2 separate regions of the Homo sapiens genome follow, and region 2 is linked to region 1. Evidence: chromatin contacts called from ENCODE Hi-C or POLR2A ChIA-PET data. All regions are on one chromosome and are shown on one strand. Each heading gives the region's core, a stretch centred on a gene start or an enhancer-like site at or near the end of the contact. The rest is flanking DNA. Distances are from core to core; before and after follow the strand shown.

Evidence for each region. Hi-C counts contacts between places; a loop is a spot of excess contacts on that map. ChIA-PET counts read pairs that join two places held with the same protein, here RNA polymerase II (POLR2A). Pooled maps may share reads with other maps.
Region 2: a pooled map shows a loop between it and region 1 (3-fold over the local background). The contact joins the promoter of COXFA4L3 here to the promoter of GATM in region 1. A Hi-C loop is called at or near these places in 4 of 50 pooled maps. POLR2A ChIA-PET finds 5 or more read pairs at or near these places in 3 of 52 experiments (A673, H1 and naive thymus-derived CD4-positive, alpha-beta T cell).

What each region holds. Positions count from the first base shown.
Region 1 is chr15:45,375,453-45,379,857 of GRCh38, forward strand. GATM (glycine amidinotransferase) reads right to left here and starts at 3,092. Exons shown (of 9, transcript NM_001482.3): 1 at 2,933-3,092; 2 at 1,149-1,367. The coding sequence starts at 3,001. RefSeq lists a silencer at 2,891-3,220 and an enhancer at 3,361-3,440.
Region 2 is chr15:45,428,739-45,433,143 of GRCh38, forward strand. COXFA4L3 (cytochrome c oxidase associated subunit FA4L3) reads left to right here and starts at 1,872. Exons shown (of 5, transcript NM_197955.3): 1 at 1,872-1,917; 2 at 2,032-2,094; 3 at 2,263-2,348; 4 at 3,334-3,394; 5 at 4,210-4,405. The coding sequence starts at 2,059. The coding sequence ends at 4,278. It overlaps MIR147B (microRNA 147b), which reads left to right and starts at 4,312; the gene lies at 4,312-4,391. RefSeq lists a silencer at 1,815-1,894.

The DNA.
Region 1 (4,405 bases), core at 1,842-4,341:
GGTGGTGGTAGGTTTAAACTACAGACTAAAGGGCACAGGAAGATGGATGGAAGAGACTTAGGTAGGGGCAAAGATGCAGGGCTTGTGAAGAAACAGTGAGTAGTCTAGCTTAGCTGCCTTATATGGTTGTCTTATAAAGTCTGCTGAAAACCAGGGTGGAATATTAGAGGATAGAGGGACTTGACCAGAAATGAACACCTGCTAATCTGCTGTACTAACAGATGAGTCAATAACTGGAATGGGGAATCCTGGAAATGCAGACAAGAGTCAGATTGTGAAGGATCTTGAATACCATGAAGACTTTATCCTAAACAATGCGGGGGGTGGTGGGGTAGTGGGGGTCGCCTAGCAAAGTACAGGAGGAAAAGAAGCAGGATGAGTAACATGATCACATCTGAGTTTTAAAAAATCACTTGGATTGCAGCTGCCAGGTGATTTGGTGAGAAGAGTGAGTAGGAGTGACCAGTTAGGAGTTAACTGCAATAGTCCAGGCAGCAGATGAGCTCCCAACCTTTAGGGAGAGGCAAAGCAGAGGAATGAGGCAAGATTCATTTTTGACAAAAGCCTTGTTACATCACGTGACATAAGGAGAAATCAAAGATGATTCTTTTGTGTTTTAGCTTGATTAAATAGGAATGCCAATAATTAAAAGGCAGGAATGAGGAGGGATCCACTTGAGCAGGTGGCTGGCAACTGAACTCCAGATGTGCCAAGTTTGAAGTCCTGTGGCAATATCCCGTAAGGAGTTTAACTCGTTGATCTGGAAGGAGTTCAATACAGAGATCCGGACCAGAGAGGAGGTGGGAGCGGTAGCTGTGAGAATGGCTAAGAGAAGGGGGCTGAAAGTAATATTCTGTTCAACCTTGCCATTACAGGCTGTGACGGAAGAAGATCTGAGGACAGTGAAAGAACTATTATTCCCAGAAAAGCTCTCTCAGAATCCAAGGGAAGAGCTTCAGGAAGCTCTTCAGGAAGGAAGCAATTATCATTGGTGTAAATAGTGTCAAATACCACAGAGGTGTCAAGTAAGATAACTTAATCACTGGATTGAGAGGTCTGGGAGTAAGCTGAAGGGAAAGCAGTCAGAGGGTAGCAGCAGCAGGTGAGGAGGGAGCGCACTTTCAGACATGTGAATAGCCTTCCTTTACCTTCACCTCGATGGTGAACGGTGGAACACAGGCGTTTTCTGCTCTGCCCACTATCACTTCCTCTAAGGGGTCCCATTCGTTGTAAGAAGAGACAGGGCAGTCCTTGGGCAGAGGCTCAGTGGCTTTGTCGTCAGCTGCACAGGAGTTCCGGGAGGAAGCCGTAGCTGCCTGGGTGCTCTGGAAAGTTCGCTGCACCCATCCTGTCAAGGTTCGTCCAAGCTTCCAAGAACAAAGAAAAGATTATTGTATTGCATTGCTCTATCAGTACTTACAGAGAGGAGGAAGTGGAGATGGAGTAAAAATCCAGCATAACATTGCCACTTAAACCCCTTTAGAACAGCATAAACCAAGACGTTAACAGTGTGTAGGTGGGTAGTGGGATTACAGATAATTTTTTTAACCCTCTTGTTTATCTACAAATTGTCTTCTTATCTATTAATTGCTGTAACTCTTTAAAACTCCTCAGAAGACCGTGTCCCCAGCTACCATACACCCCCATCTTTATCTCAGAATGCAATTCCTGCACTCAAGCTTTAAGCAACTGTTTTGCAGATGGGTCAGTCCTCCTCTCAGAAAACCATAGACAGCTGCTCTAAAACTTCCCGCCAGTCTCAGCTGGGGACGGAACCTCCTTTTCCCTTAAGTATCAAAGGTTACCAATATTAGGCTTTTTATTTATTTTTTTTTACAAATGAAAAGTTGGGAACATTTGTAAAGGACCTTATCTTTCAGAATAACCAGCTTCAAATCAAATTTTTTTCATCTTTGACATACACTTCGCATTCTTTGGCACTTCAATTCTGAGAGTGAGCAACTGCCATCTGCTCCATTTTACAGATGGTCCACAGTACCCTAGCCAAGGTCAGGATTAGCTCAGGCGTAAATTCAAACAAATAAGAAGGAGATCTAAAAACTTCAAAAGCCTTTTAAAAATGCATGGCCTATAAAATCTAGAGCAGGGAGGGTCCCTCAACCCCTGAGCAAACCTCAACCCCCCAAATCTCTATCCTGCTCTGTTAAAAGCCTTAGGAAGTGGGCAGGAGGAGAACTCGGGTGGAGGCAGAAGAAAGACGGAGAATGACAGCTGTTCAGGAACCAGTTGCTGGGAGGAAGCCAGAATGTCGGAGCGATTCCAGTACTAGAAGCATGGGAGGGTCTGCTGCCAGGGCAGCCGAGGGCGGGGAGCGCAGAAACTCTGCTTACAGGCTGCACTCGCCCCGACTCCTCTCCAGACGTGGGATCCCATGTTATACTTGGAGTGAATCTGGTCGCTCGCTCCCCGTCCCCGATTCCCACTTTGCTTGCCTCTTCTCCCCATCCATCTACCCCACACGCATTTTCCAGAAATCTCCCCAACTCGACGCCCACTCAGGCTACTGAACCCCAATAACGCCACCCTTTTACTAAGAGGAGCCTCCGTCGTCCCAACCCCTTGCTCCGAGCGGGAAGCTTGGTGCAGCGCACCAAGGTCCGGTAGAGGGGGGCGGCGCCCCCTGCGCCGTGGGCCAGCAGGCCGCGGACGCGCAGACAGCAAGTGGACCCCAAGGGCTGGAGCCGCAACGCAAGTTCCCCCTGACTGGGGGACGCCGCCCAGCTCCTGGAGCCTGCGAAGGCTCTTGAAGCTGAGCTTCCCAGGGATACCAGAAGGGACACTCTCGTGCAATTCCGGCTAGGGAAAGCGAGGGAAGGTGGCGGCTCCGGGCAGGGAGCGAGCGAGTGCTCCACGCCGCCCGCAGGATCGAGTGAGTCACGCGGCCGCCAGACGAGGCCGGTGGCGCACGCACCCGAGATCCGATGTAGTGCACCGCCTCGGCGCCGCGGCTCCCGCCGCGCAGACACCGCACCCGCAGCATCGCCCTGGCCCGGCTGGTCCACGCGCGGAATGTTCCTGGCCTCTGGGCCGCGTCGGTCCAAGCCTTCCCGAGAGCGCGCCCGGAGCGGGGTGGGCGGGCGCGCGGGGCCCGAGGCCTTTTGTAGCCGCGCTCCGCCCCGGCCGCCCCCCGCGGCCCCATTGGCTGCCGGGAACAGGTGGTGGGGCCGGCGTAGCGCCCCGAATTAGGAACTGTCGGGAAGCGCCGCGGCCGCTGGCTCGAGCCTCCGATGCTTGCCCTTTTTTAGCCAGCGGGGCCACTGACGGCTTCTGTTGCACGTCCGGACCCGGACCCAGACCCGAGCGTCGCAAGAAGGCCCGTTGGAGTCTCGCGCAACTGGGCAGGACGCGACTTCTGACGAAGTGACAATGGTCTATGCATATATTAAGTGAATATTTGAGAATTTAAATATGCAAAGCGTGAGTACAGTGTTACCCTTAAATTCACATATGCGCACTGAACCAGTCACCTCATTTTTCGGTAAACGAAACCACCTAAAGATTAGGTGGTTTCTTGGTGCAACATCGGGTTTGAGACTGCAGAAAACTAAGTCTGGAAATTGGGCCATTTGTTCCCCGGGGAGGCAGTGCTTTCCTTCCAGTACCCCGTCGGTTGTTATTTGGAACACCTGGCATTTCACATGGTCTTTGGCCATATGCCCCTGGCTTGAGAAACTCCGTCATGAAAATCGACAAGTGTGGGTCAGAAATAAGGGAGGACGACAGTTTCGTTCCTTCCATTTCATGTTTTAAAATTTTTGTTTCAACTTGATCAGGATTCTTTTTTAGAAAAGTATTTTCCCTCACAGTGCAGTCTTAATTGCTGTGGATTTGTACAGAGCTAGAGAACTCAGGTTAACATTTATGCTCCTAGCAGGAGGGGGGGCAAGAGATTTGAGTATTTCATTTTTGTACTTATAGAATTATAACTATTCATTTTTGATGAGCTGTCTTTTCAATTTTGGTATCTCAAGCTTGTTTTCCAGAGTTCATGGATGGAAAGCACCAGACGAGCAGATGGCATGGTGGAAAGAGCCTCCGAGAGGGAATTAGGATAACTGAGTTCCAGTCCTGAATCACTTATAGACTACTATATGTCTTCCTGAATTGCAGTCTTCTTATCTGCAAAGTGAGAACAATAGAATTTACTGTCCCTAGCACATGGGGGGTTGCTGAGAGGCCAAAATGAGAGATTGTACATGCAGAACTTGATGCGTGGCATTAGAGCTGTATGAGGCCGGGTGCAGTGGCTCACGCCTGTAATCCCAGCAATTGGGAAGGCCGAGGCAGGCGGATTGCCTGAGGTCAGGAGTTTGAGACTATCCTGGTCAACATGATGAAACCCTGTCTACTAAAAATACAAAAACTAGGTCGGGCGCGGTGGCTC
Region 2 (4,405 bases), core at 622-3,121, 52 kb after region 1:
CCAACGTTGCAAAACCTGTCTCTACTAAAAATACAAAAATTAGCGGGGCGTGGTGGCACATGCCTGTATTCCCAGATGCCCAGGAGACTGAGGCATGAGAGTCGCTTTAGCCCATGAAGCAGAGGTTGCAGTGAGCCGAGATCACACCACTGCACTCCAGCCAGGGTGACAGAGCGAGACTCTGGCTCAAAAAACAAAACAAACAAAAAACCAAATCTTTGCATATAGTAACTATTTGTTGAGTGCCTACTACAAGCAGGACAGAATGCTTTACATATATTCTAACATTTTTTCCAACTCTCTCCCCTGCCAGGTTTGCCCCCATTTTGCAGATATATAAACTGAAACTCATGAAGGTTAAGTAGTTTACTTAAAGTCAGCTATTAATAATAAGTATAGCAGGGGCAGGCTCTGAACTCAGGTCCATTTGACTACAAAACCCAGGTTTAGAATGAAAATGGGGTTGAAACACAGCAGGGTCTAGCCAATTTCAGGGAACGTTAAGATGTTGCCTTTTAACTTTAACTTACAGCTTGAACTTCAAACTGTTTGTTTTAAAATAACTGGTCCTTTACTTATTGCAGTATTTAACAGAGGGGTGCAGACAGAACCATGGTGTTGGGCACCAGACAGACCTGCGTTCTGATGGCATCGCCGCCACTTACCAGTGACGTGACCAGAGCCTCTCTGAGTCTTAATAAGACTTTGCACCCACCTTGCCGAGGGGAATCTGGCTCAGTGTCTGGCACACACACAGCCCCTGGCTCTGTGAAATTGTTACCATTGCAGCCGCCTGCAAACTGCAAAGTGAGGTTGCTGGCTTAGAGGAGAGTTAGGAGGGAACCCAAAGACTAAACCAGCCGGCAGGGTCGTTTGCAGAAAGACCTTCTCCTGACAGCCTCCCCAGCTTATTCTTTTGTTTGTTCTCCCTCGACCTCGGGTTTTTGTTTTATTGTGTTTATTTGTTTGTTTTTGTTTTTTTGGGTTTTTTTTTTAGCAGAAAAAGTCAGGACGCCCTGGGAGTTATTCTGAAATAAACTTTACAATTTAATTTTAATGATCTCCATAGGTGCACAGACCACATTTTGGAGCTTTTAATGTGATTGGATTAATTCTAATTTACCCGCCTGCACCTGGGAGCCTCTCCTGGGACCCTCCGGTCTGCAGCTCATTTTTCCGGACCCCCTTTTATTGTTTATTTGCTTATTTAAATATTTTGTTTTATTCTATTTTATTTAAAACAGGGTCTCGCTCTGTTGCCCAGGCTGGAATACAGTGGTGTAATCTTGGCTCACTGCGACCTCAAAGGCCTGGACTCAAGCGATTCTCCTGCCTCGCCCTCCTCAGTAGCTGGGACTGCAGGCATGCAGCACCACGCCCGCTAATTTTTTTTAGTAGAGACGTGGTTTCGTCACGTTGGCCAGGCTGGACTCGAGTGATCCTCCTGCCTCAGCCTCCCAAAGTGTTGGGATTACAGTCCTAAGCCACCGCGCCAGGCCCGGATACCCTTTTAGAAGGGTTGGCTTTCCCTCAGGCCTCGGCTATCTGCGCTCCCCTCTTAGGGGGTTCCACCTCCTACTCCCCAAACCTCCAAACTCCTCACAAGCACCTAGGGGGGCCAAGAGCGACCGGGGTCGGCAGGTAAGGAAGACCGCGGCGAGCGGCAGGGGGCGCCAGCGCCCGCGTTCGGGCGCTTCACGTCAGCCGCAGAATGTCCTGCAGGGGGCGCCCGGGAGTCGCGTGCCCAACGGGGAAAGCGAGTCAGGTCCCTCGCGCTCCCCGCCCCACGCGCGTGACCAGAGCGCGCTGGCCCGGCCCACCCGGGGCGGTTGTGGTCGCTATATATAAGGTGGGGAGGCCGCCGGCCCGTTCGGTTCCGGGCGTTACCATCGTCCGTGCGCACCGCCCGGCGTCCAGGTGAGTCTCCCATCTGCAGAGACGCGGACGCGCCGGCCCGCAGTTGGCCTGCGGAGCGCGGTGGACGGTTTGGCGCCCACCAGGCGATCAATACTTTGGATTTTTAATTTCTAGATTTGGCAATTCTTCGCTGAAGTCATCATGAGCTTTTTCCAACTCCTGATGAAAAGGAAGGAAGTAAGTTTTAAAAACAATTGAAAATCTTGACTAAAGTTTTCATTTTTAAAGATGAAAAGATGGCACAGATTTTGAACAAAGTATAAAATAAATACAGTTGTTTTGCTGTGTTTCAAATGTTTCATATTGAAGTGTCCAAATGTGTCCCCTCCACCTGTTATTTGTTAGCTCATTCCCTTGGTGGTGTTCATGACTGTGGCGGCGGGTGGAGCCTCATCTTTCGCTGTGTATTCTCTTTGGAAAACCGATGTGATGTAAGTAGGTCTCAATTTATAAAAACGTTTTTGGCAGTGTTTGGATGACTTTTAGTTTATGAAATGTATAAGTTTCCTATTTTTTTCCCATGGATGAGAATGCCAAATTGTGAACTGGGAGTCAGGGTTAAAAAGCATCTTTTATCAGAAAACTCTTATGATATTGTCTACCAATGGGTCAGAAAATGAAAATTAGAAAAAAAAAAGAAAAAATTTAAAAAAACCCATGATATTAATCAAATTAGTTTATTTCTTGTGTTTATTCTTTTACCCATTGGCCCTTCTCCACTCTCTGGCAGTGAAGTAAAGCTTGTTTTTTTTTTTTTAAGTTTTGAAATTTAAAGTTCTTCAGTGGTTTTGGGAGATATATATCATGAAACAATCATTTTAATTAAAATTTTAAATTTTAGCTTATTAGATTTTTACTAATGTGGTAGAATTGATAGATTCAGTTGTCTACGATGAACCTAATCTCAACTTTGGGTAGAAGAAAGTAAAAAACAAAAACATGTATCCTGGAATATGAGGAAAAGATAAACTTGAAACTGTTGGAGGCTGGTGCAGGGCTGGAGAGGGCAGTCCTCTAACCGCTGGCAGAGGAGCCTAGAGCCCTGGAGTTCACCACCTGCAGAGTTCAACCTGCCCCTCCCACAGACTGAGATAAGAACATTATTGCATGTCCTTGGCTTGGCAGTTTCACTCCCATGGTTATTTGGTTTGTGGGATCCTTCCCCAATGCAGCCCAATCAAGAGAATACAGACCTCCTACCCTTTAGGGGAACTGATGTTTAATGTTTGAGCCACACCATGAAACTCCCTTAGAGAATTTTCAATCAATTTTAGTTGCTACTGATGGTTCCTGATCATTAGCAGACACATGCCTTAGTATGAGACTGGTTTTGTCCCTAACATGTTTATAAACCCAGTATCAGTGTTGGTTTAAATTCACATCTTTTAATGTTTAATTGGCTTTCTTTAATTTTAGCCTTGATCGAAAAAAAAATCCAGAACCTTGGGAAACTGTGGACCCTACTGTACCTCAAAAGGTATTGTTAAATTAAAAACAAATGATTTATATTTTGCCCAAACCTTAGCACCTTTGTGAGCAAAATAGATTTAGTACCTTACCCTTATTGTGTAACTTAGATCAATTGTGCCTTCATCGAGTAATTAAAATGAGGAAATTTTAAGAGCCTACTCTATGCCAGGAGCATTGTCCATCCACTCATGAGAAGCATATACACTTTTGGAACTATGGCTCACATAATACCTGGCAAACTTAAAAATCTGGATACCGGCCAGGCACGGTGTCTCACACCTGTAATGCCAACACTTTGGGAGGCCGAGGCGGGTGGATCACTTGAAGTCAGGAGTTCGAGACCAGCTTGGCCAACATGGTGAAATTCCATCTTTACTAAAAATACAAAAATTAGCTGGGTGTAGTAGAACGCACCTGTAAACCCAGCTACTGGAGAGGCTGAGGCACGAAAATTGCTTGAACATGGGAGGCGGAGGCTGCAGTGAGTTGCAGTTGTGCCACTGCACTCCAGCCTGGGCAACACAGCAAGACTGTCTTAAAAAAAAATCTGGATACTGCTAAGTGAAAGTAGGGCACATGTGTTTGATCTTTCCCTCTGATCTCATAACACTTAGGAGCCCAAGGGCTTTGTAAAAAGATGGACTGATAGAAACCAGCTCACATTACTATTTTGTGCATGTTTTAGATATGGAAAGAGGTAGGTACAAACACAATGGTGATGCTTTTTCTAAAGGGGAGTGTGGACAAATCCGAAAGAGGGACATGCAAATGAAAGTCAAATTTTTAACAAAAGGTTTTTTTTTTTTCCTTTTTTCTCTTCAGCTTATAACAATCAACCAACAATGGAAACCCATTGAAGAGTTGCAAAATGTCCAAAGGGTGACCAAATGACGAGCCCTCGCCTCTTTCTTCTGAAGAGTACTCTATAAATCTAGTGGAAACATTTCTGCACAAACTAGATTCTGGACACCAGTGTGCGGAAATGCTTCTGCTACATTTTTAGGGTTTGTCTACATTT